Regions from separate parts of the Mus musculus genome. Here region 2 is linked to region 1. A link is a loop called in an ENCODE intact Hi-C map of the cell type or tissue named here. Cell type or tissue: heart. All regions are shown on one strand. Links, peaks and the distances in the headings refer to the core of each region. The heading gives the core; the rest is flanking DNA.

Region 1 (8,271 bases), core at 1,332-6,331:
AATTGTTTTCTAAACAGATTTTTCTTAGTGTGTATTTTTCACATATTTTAACCTTTCTCAAAACACCCTGGCCAAAAGCAGTAAAATTGCCGTGCTATTAAACTTAAATTAGGGGCTTGTGCAGACCGAGGGGCCCAGCTGGGTTTCCTCTGGCAATAGGGAGAAGGAGGGAGGGAACGCCACCACGCGGTAAGGCCCTCAGGTACTTGCCTGGTGCCCCGTGGGAAAGCCCGGCTGAACCTGGCCTCTGGCTAATAATGGACAGGCAGCAGGAGGGAATGCAGTGATAGGAAGTTTTTAAAAATAATGAATTAAAAATTATTTTTTTAAGTAAAAAAATATGCACATCAAGTGGGAAATTAATTACACCTGCATGTTTTCAAACCCAGGGGTTGAGTGGAACCAGTTTTATTCTGTGCTCTCAGTGTCAAAGGGTAGGGCTAGGTAGGGGCTGTTTGGTTCTGGCAGAGTACTGGGAGGGAGGGGGAGAGCCGTGTGGAGAGAGGCCCACACTTCACTCCGAACAGTAGACTTTTTAGTTTAAGCCTTGCTGGGAACAACAGACTTTTCACAAGTCATCACCAGCCAAAGAAAAGTCATTTGCTATCTCGTGCTTCTCCTTGGGCTTTGGGGACTCAATAAAAAGTGTTGCCTTTGTCTCTAGGAGCACAAAGTCTGGGTGCACGTGAGGCCTGGGAGACACATGAAGTCACCTCCTGTTATGACTACCCACACAGACAGACAAGGCCAGAGGGTACCCCAGGAAAGCTGTGCTGAGCGGAAAGTGCCTGAGTGGGTTTATTGATCTCATTGGAAAATAGGCATTTCAGCTTCTCTCCACGGAGTCGGCCTGGACGTGTCAGCAAGGCGTCCCTTTGGACCCATCGACCCGAGCTGAAAAATGTGCTGCGTTTCACCTCCACTGATTCTGCCGCTGCTGCCTGTGTTGTCTGATGGTCCATCCAGGAAGAAAGAGACGGGTGGTAGCAGCAGCCACATACCTTACTCTGCGAATGGCTCTGGCCTGTGTCGGCACTGGGAACCTGCACACCCTGGTCTGGTTAGGGAAGTGCCGAGGGCCATGAATCCTTGGCGCAGAGACAGCTGCAGTTGGGAAGGGTCTTTAGCTCCCAGTTATTTTGCAGCAATGGGCAGAACATTAAAACAGTCTGCTATAGCCACCCAGCCTTGCGGCTCAAATCTGAGCTTAGACTGTGAGGACATGACCAAAGGAAACAAACGTTTGACCAGACATCTGACAACATCTGTTTACTTTGCTTGTGTGAATGCAGCCTGCCTGGCCTGAGGTGTCTGCTTTTGGCTGAAACACAAGATGGAGGCCCCTTGTAAACACAGGCCATGCCAAGTACAGGCAAAGCCTACCTAGGTGACTCCCCTCTTTCCTATTGGAACTGCTCACTGTGATGGGTTTCTTCCTGTTCTCAGCAAATCTAAACTTGCAGCAGACGAGGAAAGAAGTGGACACAAATAAACCAGAGGTTTGGGTCCAATTTTTCCCCCGTTTCTTAGCTCAGGAAACCAAAGGGTCTCCAATACGAACACACCCCTTTCCCTGACCAGCAAAGGTGATACTTCCAGAAACGGTGACTAATGGACCTGTCTTGGAACAGCCTGGGAGCTAAACATATGGAGGGAAGAAAGCAGGGAGGGAGGGGAGGAAGGAAGAAAGAGAGGGATGAGGAGGTTGGAATGGATGGGGAGGGGAAAATGGAGCTGTTTGCACTGGGTCTTTATGAATGTCCAGGCTCTGGCCCAGAATTGGCTGCTGTCTGTTGGTGGCAAATGATGCCTGGGTTATTCTTAGCAAAGTGCTTAGGGAGTCTGAGCCTGAGGGGCCGTGGAATGGAAAAACAACAACAAACAAAACAAAGCTTGTTCTGCCTGCCTTCTGGAGAGATTCAAAGCTGGGTGAAAGAAGTAGATCAGATGGACCCAGAAAGATGGCTGCAAGGTGAACGCCCCAGCCCCCCTGCTTTCTGGCCCCCAAATCATGATTGTTTTATGCGGTTCTTTTCCCCTTGGCGAGGAAAATGGGATGTGGTGTCAATTACTGGGAAAAATATACAAAGTCCTAATGGCTAATCTATTCTTCTAAGTACAAGGAGGGCTACTACACCTAAGAGACTTGATCTAATTGTATAATAAAACTCCAGTCATTTCCAGCCAGCTCGGACATGCCAGGTCTGTCGGAGAACACACTGGCTGCTGTGGCTGCTGCCTCCCTAGGCAGGGAGTGGTGAGCTGACCCTGGCAATTGCTTGCTGGTAAAATCCAACAAGGGTCTGAAGAGAGTGGGGAATATGGCTGCAGGGAGCACTGAGGACCGCAAAGATGCTGTGCAGTAAATAGTACCTTCTTGTTTTATATGCCCCTGTGGTGGCTGTTGTTTCCTTGGCTAGAAACATCTATGTCAAGGCCCTAACCTTGGGAGGCACCCCCACGGAGCTGTTTCAGGGTGTCCCCTCCTTTCTTTCTCCTTGTCCTTGTGTGTAGACCAGATGGTCACTCGGAGAACTCATGCTATCAGGCAGTTTTGCCTCATCTGTTTTAACTTCGTTCTCCTAGCAATGCTCAGATGCAAATCCAATGGTCAGTTTGTAGATTAGACTTCAAGACAGTCACTTGTTTAAAGTTCCACGGCTAAGAAATGATGGCAGAGCACAAACCTGCATTTCTTCCTCCTTGCTGTCTGTTTCTGCACACCCAACGCCGTTGCTGACTAAGGCAGAAGGTACTCCTGAGCAGCAATGCCTGCGGTCAGGGCATGGAGGGGACCAAAGGGGTGGAAGGGCTGAGTGCGGATGCATGAGAAGCCGCTGCTGGTGGCAGTAGGCATCCTAAAATTAGTTCCCTCCTTTCAAGTCTGTCGGATTTGATCTAAAGACATGAAAGGACTTGAAAACCTCTTGCATGTAAATCCAATGACAGCCTCTAACACCATTGCAAGAGGCAAAGCCTCTGTTTATTTAAGCATTGGGGATTTTTTTTTTTTAAGAAAAAATACAACTGGGAGTAGAAGTCACTGGGTTATAAATGAGCTCTCACCCCACCAAAGAAAAAAATAATAATTATAATAAAAATAATGGCACCGTAGTCTCTGATAAAGCAGTGCCAGAAAAGCTCTTGGGGATCAAGTTTTGTCAGTCCCCAGCTTTTACCAATTTAAATTCTTGGCAGAGTATTAAAAAAAAAGTATAAGGTATTTGAAACTCCAGTCCCTCAGGTACTAAATCTAGGGTTTCCTGGCAAAAGATGAATGTTGCCAGAGCGCAAGCCTCGCACCACAGGGCCATATCTCCATGGCTGTTCGTATTTATACTTCATAGACAAATATGTCATTCTTTCAGGATCCCTTTACAGGGCCAATTTTTTTTTCCTCGTGTGTTACCCACCCCCATTGGATAAAAATGAAGGCTGTCAAACTCAGGACATGGGTTTGAGCTAGAAATGGTCTTTGGTACCAAGAGCCTGGTTTCCCGAAAGCTGTTCCAACTACTAAGCCACAGGGATGATGAAGAGACAGCACGGGACCTCTGTGGAGATGGTCAGCAAGTACACGGTCCACATCACTTGGACCTTTTCATGCCTTGTCTTTTACTGTTTTCTTGTTCCTAAGAAGACACACTGTGGAGCACAGGAGCATGAGAGTGGTCAGTCTTCCGGATGACATTGCCAGAACTTAAGGTGAGAAAGCTTCCCTATACTCTGCACAGTTAGAGAAGGGATCTCGGTTAGTAGTGTCTACACGCCATTAATGAGCCATGGTCATCCTCCCCGTCCTTGCCTCCCGGAACTGTTGTCCAGCATGAATATTTTTCCAGTCTTCATTCTAAATCTCTTTGTGAGTCTTGCTTTCATGTGAATTTCTGTTCTTTCCTAGCCTATTCATAGAGTTTAACCTAGCCTGGAAATACCTCAGACAACTCACTCCACCATGTCTATAGGCCACCTTTTGACCACTATCATATAAGGGAAGATGACATGTGTATTGAATATCTCATATGCTTAGGGTTATATCCCCAATCTTTGCCCAATTTTAGACTTGGAAGATCAAGTTTACAGGAAATTTTACAAATATTTAAGTATTTTGTAACCCTAGAAGGCACTGCATAACATATTTCAATGTGACAATTCCATTGTTTGTCTAGTCTAAAGTTTTATAATTTCACAAGGAGAAAACAAATTCTTTACAAAAAATAAGTTTCCAGTTAGTGTTGAGATCAATACTATATCAACCCTCTATACTTCATACAATATTTATGTCATAACCTGAGGTATACAGGGATATCACAGCAGGAATGGAAAATAACTGGTGTAAGGACTTTCAGTGAATCATCACAGGAACTTTCCTCTTTTCATGAGAGTACCATGTACAATTTAGCCCACATAGCAGCCTTCCTTTAGCCCAGGCTGTTAAGGTGTCAAGTGACTGGCTAAGGCAACCTGAGAGCCACAACATCCTATTGCAGGAGCAGAGTTGTCTTGGTTTGTTTGTCTTGGTCCAGAAATCAGGCAGCTGCCCACACACAGCATCTTATTCTCTGTCCCACTGTCTTATATTTTCTGGATTCTCTTATCTAGTCTCATAGTCTCAGACATGAGTTCTCTGTGCTCCATGCTGGCCTGACTTTAGGATGTTGATCTCACGTGTCCATCTCCTGAGCGTGAGCTATGTAAACATGATGGTTTCACCCCCAAATCCAATCTACCTCCTAACAAACCCTTTCTCCATCACCCACATGGGAAGTACTACAGCCACTTTCAAGCATTCCTCTTCCTCAATGGCAACAATAGTACTCCTGTATTAATCCTAATACTTCTGTTAGCAAAAGTCTTCAAACGTGCCATTTGCTTTGCTCCATTTGAATTCATAGGCTATGGAGTACTCATCCAAATTCTATGAGGTATATGTAATGTTTACCTGTCTCACTTTATAGACCGAAGATAAGGTCAGATACAATGGCAAGTGAACAACCCAAGGAGGCCCTCAGAGTGTCAAGCTGTGGAGGACGGGTCTCACTTCAGAACTTCATCTGTTCTTCTCCATAGCTCATGCCGTACGCTCTCTACTCTGACATTTAGTCCTAAGAAGTGCCTCTTAAACTCTCAAACTCATCAACCTATGAGAAACCTATGTCTCTCATTGTTTCATGTGGGTATCAGATCTCTTTTTCTGCCGTACTCTAGAGTTATTACAGAAAGGAGTTTCTATGTCAAAGTAAAGATACAGGGAGGACTTCTGGCATCAAGAACAGAGTTTCTACATGTCTTCCTCAATGAGCCTGCTCAGACATCACCACAAACTAGATTAATGTCTTTGAGTCCCCACAGTTCTTAGAATTTTTCATAGGGATGTCCTAACTACCTGACTTTCTGGGATGCTTGGAGACAGTCAAGAGTGTCTTGTCTACCACTGCCTAGTACACAGTAGAGCCTAATAAATATTTGTTCAAAATGAGTCTAAACAATATTACACTCGGGAGAGAAATTTATGTAGAGATAATTCCATCTATAATATTAATTAAAATTGTCTCATGTCTATACATTTGCATCTTCTGAAAGAGAAATTGCCTAACCATACCTTTTCCTTTAAATCCTCAGATCTTTCCTTCAGGTCAAAAGTTTAAGGACATCTAGAACTAAAGAAGACTTGAATTTGACTTCTACCCTGATTAGTGTGTGAACTTGGAAATTTTATTTAATTTCTCTGAGCTCATTTCCTGTCTATAGAATGGAAGCGTTTGGGTGATTGGAAAGAATAATAGAATTCACATAAACTTTCAGCATAGACCCTGGCATATAGCAATCCCATAAATAGTAGTGATGATGGGGTTGCTATTTTCATGGGTACTTTTTCTTCATTCTCTAAGACCTTGCAACCAGTAGATGAGACACGGATCAGTTTTGTACTTTCTATCAAATTCATGTTCAAGTATAACTATCCCAACAATGTAGACTTACTTTAGACCCTTTTAGGACCATGTTTCATCATTAATCACAGAAATCAAGTAGTATTATTCTATTTAGCACACACCCTTCAAAGACCAGTCAGAATTGTAGCTCCAACTTGCAAGTCACCAATCTGTTTGCAGTTTCCATACTTATGAGATGGTGCAGATGACACATGTATCATAGGGGTGTAGTGAAGATAACGTGAAAAAGTCTTTTCAAAAGTGGGTATATAATAAAGGAGAGCTGCCTCCATGCCTTGACGTATCTTCTCTGGTACACTCAGCCTGTACTTTCTGTCAGCTTCCACACACCTGAGGCAGCAGTCCTCAGATGCAGAGGCAATTCACTCCAGCCTAGAACTTCACTCTTCCTAAATATAACCTGTCCAAATACCCTTGTCAGTGAATTAGAGAAAATATGTAATAATCCTTATTGTACAGATTCTCTCAGCTTTCTGGGCACCAGCATCAGGGCCATTCTCAGTCCTTGTTGTCTTTCAAGTCCTGATCTCCTTTCTTACTTTGCTGAGGCTACGTGACAGTTACCCAGAGTCATCGTGAACCAGCATGGCCCCTTCTCTCCTTCTAGACCTGCCTCTGCCCTTCTGAGGCAGCAATACCCATCCTATAAGAATGCCTACCACACTAGAAGCACTCCCTCTATCAAACTGGTATATGCTATCCATGCCCTGTAGGACTTCGAAATCTTGAATTCCAACTCTGGCTCAGAAAGTCCCCCCAGCAATGCTTCTCACTTATAGAAAAGGGAGAAAGGTTGTCATTTTGTTTCAGCCTATTTCCTATTTTTGTTGTGGCTCTTAACTATTTCTTACTATGTATCCTAAAGGCTATGAAGTACCCAAAGAAATAAATGATTAGAAAGATGGTGTAGACAACTAACTGTAATGTAGCTCCCTTCTATTCTCTTAGCCATTTGTACAGGAATTCCTCTTGAGGATGGTTAGAAAGCTGTGGAACAAGCAAGGCAAGTGGTAACTTGAGGCAATAACCTGAAGAGTGTACTCCAAGTAGTGGCTGCTTGAAGCTGCAGTTGGGAGAAACTTCTGGCTTCCCAGGGTGAGAGCTCAGAAATGAGATGAGAACTATCCAAGCAGAGTATAAATGGGCCTCTCTCCAAATCTCCAGTGATGTCTACTGTAGGACTTCTGGATCATGCTACCAGATAGGCATAAGGACTGTTGAGGTGGAGCATGCTCAAATCCTGGGAATCTCAGAGATTTAAGACAGGAGGATTAAAACTGTTCCCACCCTGCCTTTATGCCTGCTCTGGAGCACATAACCGTGACACTCAACTGTGGTGACCACAGGCAGGCAATCATGTAACATAGCACCTAGAATGTCTTTTCATACTAATGAGGCATCTAAATAGCCTTAACCTTCAGCCAATAACTTTCTCTTCCTGGATAGTCTCACACCCTTCTCCCAAATTACGTAGTCTCTTGTTCACCCTGAATAAAGTGTATACATTCATGCCCATCCCCATTAGAGAAATATGAACAAGCTAAGATCATCTTAGAGAGCTGCTTCATTAAAGATAACCATGGTGAAGTCCTTCCCCTAAACTGATATGTAACACTAAGACTCCTGAAGAAGTCCTTCTCTCTTCCCCTGCCCTTCTGCCATTCAGCACTCACTCCCAATTGGACCGGAATCCTGCTTGTCCCAGAAGTTCTAACACCCCAAAGGGATAAGAGGCCTGCAGCCTCCCTGATCTGGACTTTGCCCAGTCCTCCCTGAACTGGTACATGGGTTGCATCCAGACACTGCCAGGGGAAAGTCAGGACACTGAACTACAGTTTACCTGTATGCTAAAGTAATTATGTAAATGAAGATTTCCTATAGGGCATGAATTCTGTAAGCAGATTCAAACAGATAAAAAGTAAAGAGATATGGAGACATCACAGAGTTGGAGGACAAGGGGACCCACCTGGATTTTAATGATGACAATATCTTCAGTTATAAGGAGAGAAGCCAGATATGCTCAATTCCCTCATGAACAGCTTTCCAAGGTCTGTTGTCATAGAGCAGATACTCTCACGATGAAAACAATTATGTAGACATTCATCTTGAAAACAGACACAAACCTCAATCCAACACTTTGTGGTATCATCAGCTCTTACCCAGGGAATTAGAGACAGCTTCAGGGACTCTAAGTAACAAAGGAAGGGAAAGCCATTATGAAGTTATAAAAAGCATGCTAATGCTTAAGGAAGAAAATTCATATAATATCATGAGCTTCATTGGGGTCACATCTTAGGAAGTCTTGCAAACATAAAGT
Region 2 (8,271 bases), core at 1,195-6,194, 1.0 Mb after region 1:
CCCACAACAGCCTCATTTGCTTAATATAGCAGAGTGATATCTATCTCACTCAGCAGTATACTTAGTAAAAATTTACAAGTAGTACCTGATTTAAAGTATAGTATTAGGTTCTGTCTTATAACCTTTAGTTAGAATTGTTTTACTATAGTTATATTAATACAAGGCTCAGTACATATTGTAACAGATGATAACATTGAAATTCAATAGAGTTTCAGAAGACTGTGGAAGGATTCCTGTGCTGACAGCTCAGAGGCAGAGGACTTGATCTTTATAAGCAAGATCAAGCAGTAGATACAGAACACTAAAAGCACTCATGTCTCTCTCATCTGCATTGTACTACTTCTAAGTATGATGGGCATAGGCACCTTAAATGTTTAGTTAGATATGGAAAAACAAGAACAAAAAAAAATCATGTTACTAATAACAAAATAACAATTTTAAGGGTAACATTAATTTATTGGTAGATTATACAGCATGCTGTATTTATAAAATGGCTGCCTAAAAAGGCATTCTCACAGGTCAAACCAAGCATAAGCAAAAAACATTTTATGTCCATTTCTTGAGTTGTCTATAGAATAACTGAAATATATCAAATTTCTGAACTGAGAGACAAATGGAAGACAGCCAGAGTCATTTGTCACAAATCTTGAGGGAATTCTACATATAACAAATATTAGAAATGACTTATAAAATATAGATTTTAAATACTGCCTAATCCATAGTGTGTGTGTGTGTGTGTGTGTGTGTGTGTGTGTGTGTGTGTGTGTGTAAGACAGGATCTCAGATATCCCAGGTTGGCCTCACTATGTAGCTGAGGATGACTTTACACTTATGAAACTGCTGAGTAAAAACATGCTAACTCCCTGTGGAGGTTTGAATATCCTTGGTCCACGGAGTGACACTATTAGGAGGAATGGCCTTATTGGAGGCATTGTGTCACTGTAGGGTTGGGCTTTAAGATCCTCCTCCTAGTCAAGTGAAAGACAGTCTTCTCCTGTTTCCCTTGGAATAAGATGTAGAACTCCTGGCTCCTCCAGAGCCATGGCTGGCTGGACACAGCCATGATAACAATGGACTGAACTTGTGAAAGTATAAGCCAGCCCCAATTAAATGTCCTCCATAAGACTTGTCTTGGTTATGGTGTCTCTTCACAGCAATGGAAACACCAAGACACTCCCAGATGCAGTGTTGCAACCAAACTCAGGCTCATACCTGTGAGACAAGTACTCTATCAACTGATATATATACCATCCCCAGCCTCAAATTTTATTTTTTCTAGTGAACCAGCGACATTCCTGTTTATCTTCTCCATGACCTTACTGCTTCTTCCTTTTTATTATTATTAAATTGATTTTGATACACACACACATATATACACACACCCATGCCCATATATAAATGGATGTTCTTTAAAGATTCATTTATGATGTTAGATTGTGATAATGTGGAAGAAATAAAGGTGTGGTATTCTATACTTATAAAAACGTAAAGAAAGCCTCATCAGACCCATCTTCCCATGGGGCATGAGTCCACAAATAATTGTGGCAATGGGTTATCTTTTCACAGAAAGTAATCTCAAACGTTTAATTTATATCCATAGTATTAACATTAGAATTAAAAATACTCTGGGGCAAATGGTCTCAATAAAATCACATTATTACCAGTAAGTGTGTTTTAATTTGTATGATGATAAGCTAATATGTAAGAAATAAATGCTTCTGGGTAGGGGAGTGGGGGGGAGGGTATGGGGGAGTTTTGGGATAGCATTAGAAATGTAAATGAGGAAAATACCTAATTAAAAAAAATAAAGGTTTCACTTGGCATGTTGTGTTTATAGTATGGTTTGCATTATACATAAGGAATTTTGAAGAAATCTAGAAGTTTCTTTTTGTTCTGAAATATATGTCTTAGTTAGGTTTCCATGGCTATAAAGAGATACCATGACCAAGGCAACTCTTATAAAGGCAAACACTTAACTGGGGCTGACCAACAGTTTCAGAGATTCAGTTCATTATCATCATGGTGAGAAGCATGGTAGTATGCAGACTGCCACTTCTACTTCCTGATCTGAAGGCAGCCAGAAGAAGACTGACTTCCAGGCAGGGGGGTGTGTGTCTCAAAGCCCACCCCCACAGTGACACACTTCTGTCAACAAGGCCATACCTCCTGACAGTGCCACTCCCTGGGCCATGTAAACCAGCACTTGATATAATTTTTAGGTATTATGGTGAACACACAGGTATACAGGAGCTTAGTCATTGTGCAAGGATTTAGAATTTACTGGGATTTAGTAACAGGATAGAATTGAGACTCAATGCAGGCATGGGAGACGCTCACTCTCAGAGGTCAGTGCTGCTGTGACCTTTAGGAGAGGACCTTCTCTTCATGGTGGATGAAGACATGGAGGACTCATGACTGATCAGCGTGCTGAGAATGGCTGACTGTTAGATGCTCAGCATGGATAGGAGGTCTACACTACTTGTTCCATGGCTCAGGAGACATTGTGGAAGAAGGAGTGGAAAGCATGTAACAGCTAGAGGAAGTGCTGTGGAAAGCTGTCTTCATGTCACTGCATCCTTGAGAAGACCTGCAGAAGACAGGACCTGTCAGCATTGTCATAGAAGGGGAGGGGCTCATGAGATCCTGTCCCTCTCTGAAGATCCATAGGCAGTTATTATTTGTGTGTGTGTGTGTGTGTGTGTGTGTGTGTGTGTGTTTATGCATGTGTGCACGTGTAGCCATTAATTAATTGCCCATGTGTTTATCAACAACCCCTCAACTGTGGCAACAGAAGGAACTCTAATTAAACTACCTGGGTCACCAGAAGAATACATTAATTAGAAAGACCTGAAATTAGAAGGGGCACTGCTTGGAAAGAGAAGGGGATTGGTGTGATGGAGTCAGGAGAGGGTAAGAGAGGTCATTATGATCAAGATACGTTTCTATGCATGTATTAAAACACTGCAGTAAAGCCATTCTTCTCTACGTTGATATATATTAAGATGAGATTTCAAGATGGGAAAAACACATTTACTGTGGGATCTAAGAGAATAGAAACATTGCTTTGGAGAAGAAAGAGAAATACCAACAAAATCTTTGCTAAGAAAAGTACAAGTTTTCCCTTAAAAGTTCAAGGTAGAGGAGTACTTTCTCAGCTGAGAAGGGCAATGCGTTGAGCCTCTGATGGGGTGTAGAAGGCAAGACTGACTTCCGGTGACTTCTACTGGAACACAAACTGAAGCCAAATCTTCTATTTCCTACAAGCACCAGAATTTTGTTCTATCAACAAGAAATGCCTTAGTAGGGCTTCAGATGAGGGAGAAGGGCTCTACCTGTAGTCTCCATAGAATTTAATGTTAGCACTGAGTAAGTGGCATTCAGGAGTGAAAATATGAAGTACTTCATTATGTACAGAACTGGTGTAGATTGGACATAAGAGAATTAGGAGAGAGGAATCAAGCTTGGACTGTGCCAGGAAGAGTTCCAGCTTTAAGGAAACCATGAGTTCAATGCTCTTCAAGTGCTCTGAGTTGTTAGGCTAGTATGATTTGCTGATGTTCTGCTGATGAGATTAACAAAGAAGAAAGATTAACAGTAAGGTGGGCTCTGTTCACTCTTAAAAGCATTCCCAATAGATTATTTAGCGAGAATATTCCTGATTTTTTAAATGTCAGATAGAGGACAGTGCTATTTCACCTCAACATAACAATAAGGCTGATCAATTAATTATCATTCAAGTGGATGAAACTGAGTGAGTTTGTTTGCATGGTATTTATTTTAGCTAAATCCCTAACAAGCCTCATCTGCTAATTGGACTTAGCATTTCTGTTGCTAAATGAGAAGTGTTTTGGCTGCTACATAGGTTAGTAAGAGCTACCCAGTGGAATAAACAGCTAACATCTGTTATCCTGTCCTGCTCCAGCTTGGCTCCTACCAAGTACAGCCACCCCGGAGTCAGAGTTATCAAATCTCAATCTCTCTCTCTCTCTCTCTCTCTCTCTCTCTCTCTGGCCCATGTAGATGTGAAAGCAATGGTCATTATGAGAAAAGACCAACAAAGTCAAAGTGCTGAGTTTGGTGTCTTTGTTTAATTATTTGTTTATTTTAAACTGATAGACTCTGACACTAATTAAAACCTGGGAGAATTTAGAATTTTTGTAATGTTTTTATAACTATTTTATAATTAATTTAATTATTTCTTTGACATTTCCTACCCTGTGAAATCTATACTGACAATCATTAGATTAACCCTGAATATTTTCATATCTTTTTTTTTTTAAAGAAGCTCACTCTTGATTTAGCTGAACTTCGAAAAGAAAAAGAAGATTTGTTGAAGAAAGTGGAGTCTTCATCTGACATCATGAGCTTGGCAGAGGAAGTTTCTAGGATAATGGCTCCGCAGATAAAGGTCACCACACTGGGTCCTTCAAGAAGCATGGATTTGGAAATGAAGCAACTGCAGTGTAAACTAAAGGTGAGTATGCAGTATGGAAGGTACAAACGCAGCTAAAGTCACTGCATCCTAACAGACACCTAATGGATTCTGATTTAGTTCAATAGAGGCCACCATGATAAAACCTTCCAAAAAACCATGAATATCACATCAGCATAAGCCTTCAAGTCTCAGCTCTCTTCTCTTTCTACGGTTTCTATTTGAGTTTTTTCTTTTTATAGATTAATAAACACCCTGAAATCCTACCTTAGAAGCTAAAGGAAAGTAGCCACTGTCTTCTTCTCTGACATTCAACTCCTAATGTTCTCGGTGTCTTGCAACAGATGAAGAAACTCCTTTTAAACATATTGTATCAACAACACAGTAGGAACACTTTCCTTCTATACACTTCCTACTAGGTTAATTTAGCTGTTGGCTGGAGGAAGGACTCAAGGAAGCAAGGCATGGCCACGGAGAGAAAAGAAATCCAGAGACAGGTTGTTTTCATTGTCCGCAGCAAGTTAAACCTGGGGGTGAGGATACTAAGAATCCTTTTTGTTTATAAAAGTTTCTGTCTAAGTCCAGATAACTTGTCAATAACTTAAAAGTGAGCCTCACCTTACTTTAAATAGAACTGCTAGAAGATCCGTGTGCTTTAAACAGAAAGTTTACTTTTCTGCATTCTTAATACAAACATTATTTTTCCCATATTTAACTGTTTTAATCCTCACCAAGGGTGAGGATTGCAGGCTGGAAGCTGTCAGCAGTGAATTCAGGGCCATCACTGTGATAGGCATCACAGGAAGGGAGGTCTAACTGTGAAGGCACTGAGTGCTTCATAATTGTAAGTGACCACAACCAGGGCAGTCAGATGGCATGGCTGTGCCCAACCCTGAGTGTGAAGTTTTGAGCAGGGTTTAAAGAGGGATAAAAAAGGGAAAAACATAAGACTGACCATTGCTCACGCCATCATTAGTAATAATCAGTTGTGAAAGTAGTATTGATTGAGCGGCTTCTTGGATAGCACCTCGAGACAGTTTTTACAGGGACAACATACATGCTAGAAATGTAGAGAAAAACTGTACATATGCATTCTGTTTGAAATGGGGTTTTTGACTAGGAAATATAAATACAGTTTTAAATTAAATCTTTCAGTGTTTAGTTTTCACACACCTGGAGATGGGGCCATTGTGCTTGTCTTTAATTATATACTGTGGAGATGCCAAGTTACAGTTCTGTGACAAAGTTTAAGTATTCATATTCCTAATTTAGCTTCTCATCAAGAGAACACAGAATGATAGAGTCAGTATCGTCTGACTTCTAATTTTCTTAATTGTTGTAGCGTAAAGTTGTTATATTTGACTTACTTGATTTTGCTCTCTGCAAATGTCCCAACAACAATTAAAACACCGAATTGTGTGCTAACATAATAAGCCTATCTCTCCAAGGCTCCATGAGATAAGGTATTTACGTGATGATCTTTACTTGTGTATAATTGTCTGTCTAGTCCCAGAGGGGAAGTGAGACCAAGCTGAGGCCCCAGAAGGCCTCGAGCAGCCTGGTTGCCCATGCGGCTGCTGCAGTCTTTGCACAATGAGCTGTCTGTGGAGAGACAAAAAGAATAATGTTTGCTTTCATCCCACTTCATGTTTTAGTATAGAAACTTTCTGGGAGAATTTAAGTACATAATACTCCCTGTTCCTCAAAATATGTCTCAATATTTCAAATTGGTTTGCTGAGACTGAGAGAAGAAGATACCACTGACTTGCAGGCTTAAAACATTTCTTGTCAGCAGAACCTGGTACTGTATGACTTTAATCCCAGTACTTGGAGGGAGAGGCAGGCGGATCTCTGTGAGTGTGAAGCCAGCCTGATCTGCAGAGTGAGTCCCAGAACAGCCAGGACTACATAGTGAAACCCTGTCTCAAAACAAACAAATAACAACAAATCAAACGCCAACCAAACACATGCTGCTTCTCAAGGTCTGCAGGATGGCGGGGGAAATGAAAATGGTGACTTTTGGTCTTTCCTCTTCTGAGGCCTTGCTTCTTCTCATGTGGAGAGCAGCCCTCTACCTTGTGTTGTCTTCCTCCAAAGATCCCCATGTCTTATTTTACAGAGATACACATCACATTATATTAGAGCACCCGGAGCCCTCATTTTACCTAAGTTACCCTTCTAATGCAGCATCTCCAAGCACAGCACACTCTGAAGTCCTGGAGGCTAAGTGAGGACTTCGGCAGATGACTTTAGGGGGACAAGGTAGCTCACAACAGATATGAGACTCTAGTGGTGATTAACTAGGAAGTAAGTCGTTTCTAGTGGGATTTAGGAACACTGTTAGATGTTAATCTATTAAAGGTCTATGTCCTTCTTTTATCTAATTCTGGTCTTTTCTGTTGATCTCTTATACAGTTTTCAGGAACTGGTGTGTTTGTTATATGTAGAGCTCATGTGTATTTTCTCTGTATTCTTTTGCCCCATTAAACATGTTTCCTCAAGGAACTCGACGGAGGTGAAATCAGAAGTGGACAATGAAAGCTAAAGTAATGGAAGTTCCTTCTGATAAATGATGGGGATATGGCCGTCATTTCATTTTTAGTTCACTAGTCCCTACATTACCCACAAGTCATGGATTCAGCACTTAGCTATATAAAATATAGCTTTAAGTCTCACAGCAGAATGGAATCAGACAACTGTCTTAAAATCTACAGAACATAGTTATTTGAAAATCGTTTTGGACTTTGCATAAAGCTGCCTTTTGCTTTTGGTTTTAAATAAAGGACTAAGTTCATTTGTTTTATTTCTCAACAGGAACACCAAGTGTGCAGGGATTGGCAGAAATCAAAAGTTTCTGTTCATACGTGTTTAACACTTTCTGAACTTGACAGATGGTGTAGTTCAAATATGTTAACAATGTTCTATGAACAGAAAAGCTCAAATACCAACAGGATTGAGTGATGTTTCGGATTAAACCTTTACCTATAACTTGAGTCAAGATGAAGTTAGCTGACTTGATACTGTGGTTTCCTGATTCCTAGGTTGGATGAACAAGAAATAACTTGAAGCTAATCTGCTTTGAAATAGTATATTAATTATTATGTAGTAATTATGTATAAATCCTTAAGTAACAATTGCTACTCTTAGTAAGTTCAAACAGAGAGGAATTTAGTGTTAATCAGCTTGTCAGCCATCCAATATTCTCAAGCAGATTATCCTCAAACATCATTGGCCCACTGCAGTTTATTGTCCATTAGTCCTTTTGCTGTTCACGCCTGGGTTCCCTCATTCTTAAGATTTGTTTGCCAGGCTGGAAGATGCAGCACGGGCTTCACACCTGAGTCTGTCACGTGCTCAGCTGGCTGTCACCTGCAGCACCTCAGTACCCGCACATGGCCATGGAACTGTCTTCCAGAAAGGTGACCCCAGGGCACCAACCAAGAGCACAAAGACAGAGAGGCCCAGAGCTGTGAGGGCCCAGATTTGAACACACACACTGTCAGTTCAGCCATGTTCTCTTGGTGAAAGCAAAGCACAGATGGGACCACATCCTAAGAATTGGCAAATGGGAGTTCTACTTTTTTAGGGGGAACATCAAGTTATCTGTGGTCACATTTCATCCAATTCAGCTTGTGAGGAATCTATCATTCATTTTAAGTGATCAACTGGGCCATTAAGATTCTTAATTGCACATTTACATTTTGCTAAGAGAAGTTCTATTTTTCCATAAAAATACTTGATTCCTGAACTGTTATTGATGCTCCTCTATGGTCTGGCATGCTGTATAATGGTTTTATTATAAATATGTTATCTTATTTGTAAAATAAAAAATGAAATAA

Evidence for each region. A loop is a pair of places that touch in the nucleus more often than their neighbours do. Peaks named below come from ENCODE experiments on the same cell type or tissue, not always from the same donor. Only the 100,000 strongest peaks of a DNase experiment are listed, where the experiment ranks them.
Region 2: a loop joins it to region 1, with 6 times the contacts of the local background. A loop is called at or near these places in 10 of 42 quality-filtered maps.

Annotation. Positions count from the first base shown.
Region 1 is chr4:84,069,008-84,077,278 of GRCm38, forward strand. It overlaps Gm33480 (a long non-coding RNA gene), which reads right to left. Exons shown (of 2, transcript XR_390688.2): 1 at 7,921-8,271; 2 at 3,388-3,726. Gm33410 (a long non-coding RNA gene) reads left to right here and starts at 3,462. Exons shown (of 3, transcript XR_390687.4): 1 at 3,462-3,705. In heart, for the core only: no CTCF peak of the experiment used is centred there; no DNase peak of the experiment used is centred there.
Region 2 is chr4:85,088,355-85,096,625 of GRCm38, forward strand. Cntln (centlein, centrosomal protein) reads left to right here. Exons shown (of 26, transcript NM_175275.4): 19 at 4,283-4,474. Among named protein-coding and RNA genes, the nearest start is that of Sh3gl2, 110 kb to the right of the region's middle. In heart, for the core only: no CTCF peak of the experiment used is centred there; no DNase peak of the experiment used is centred there.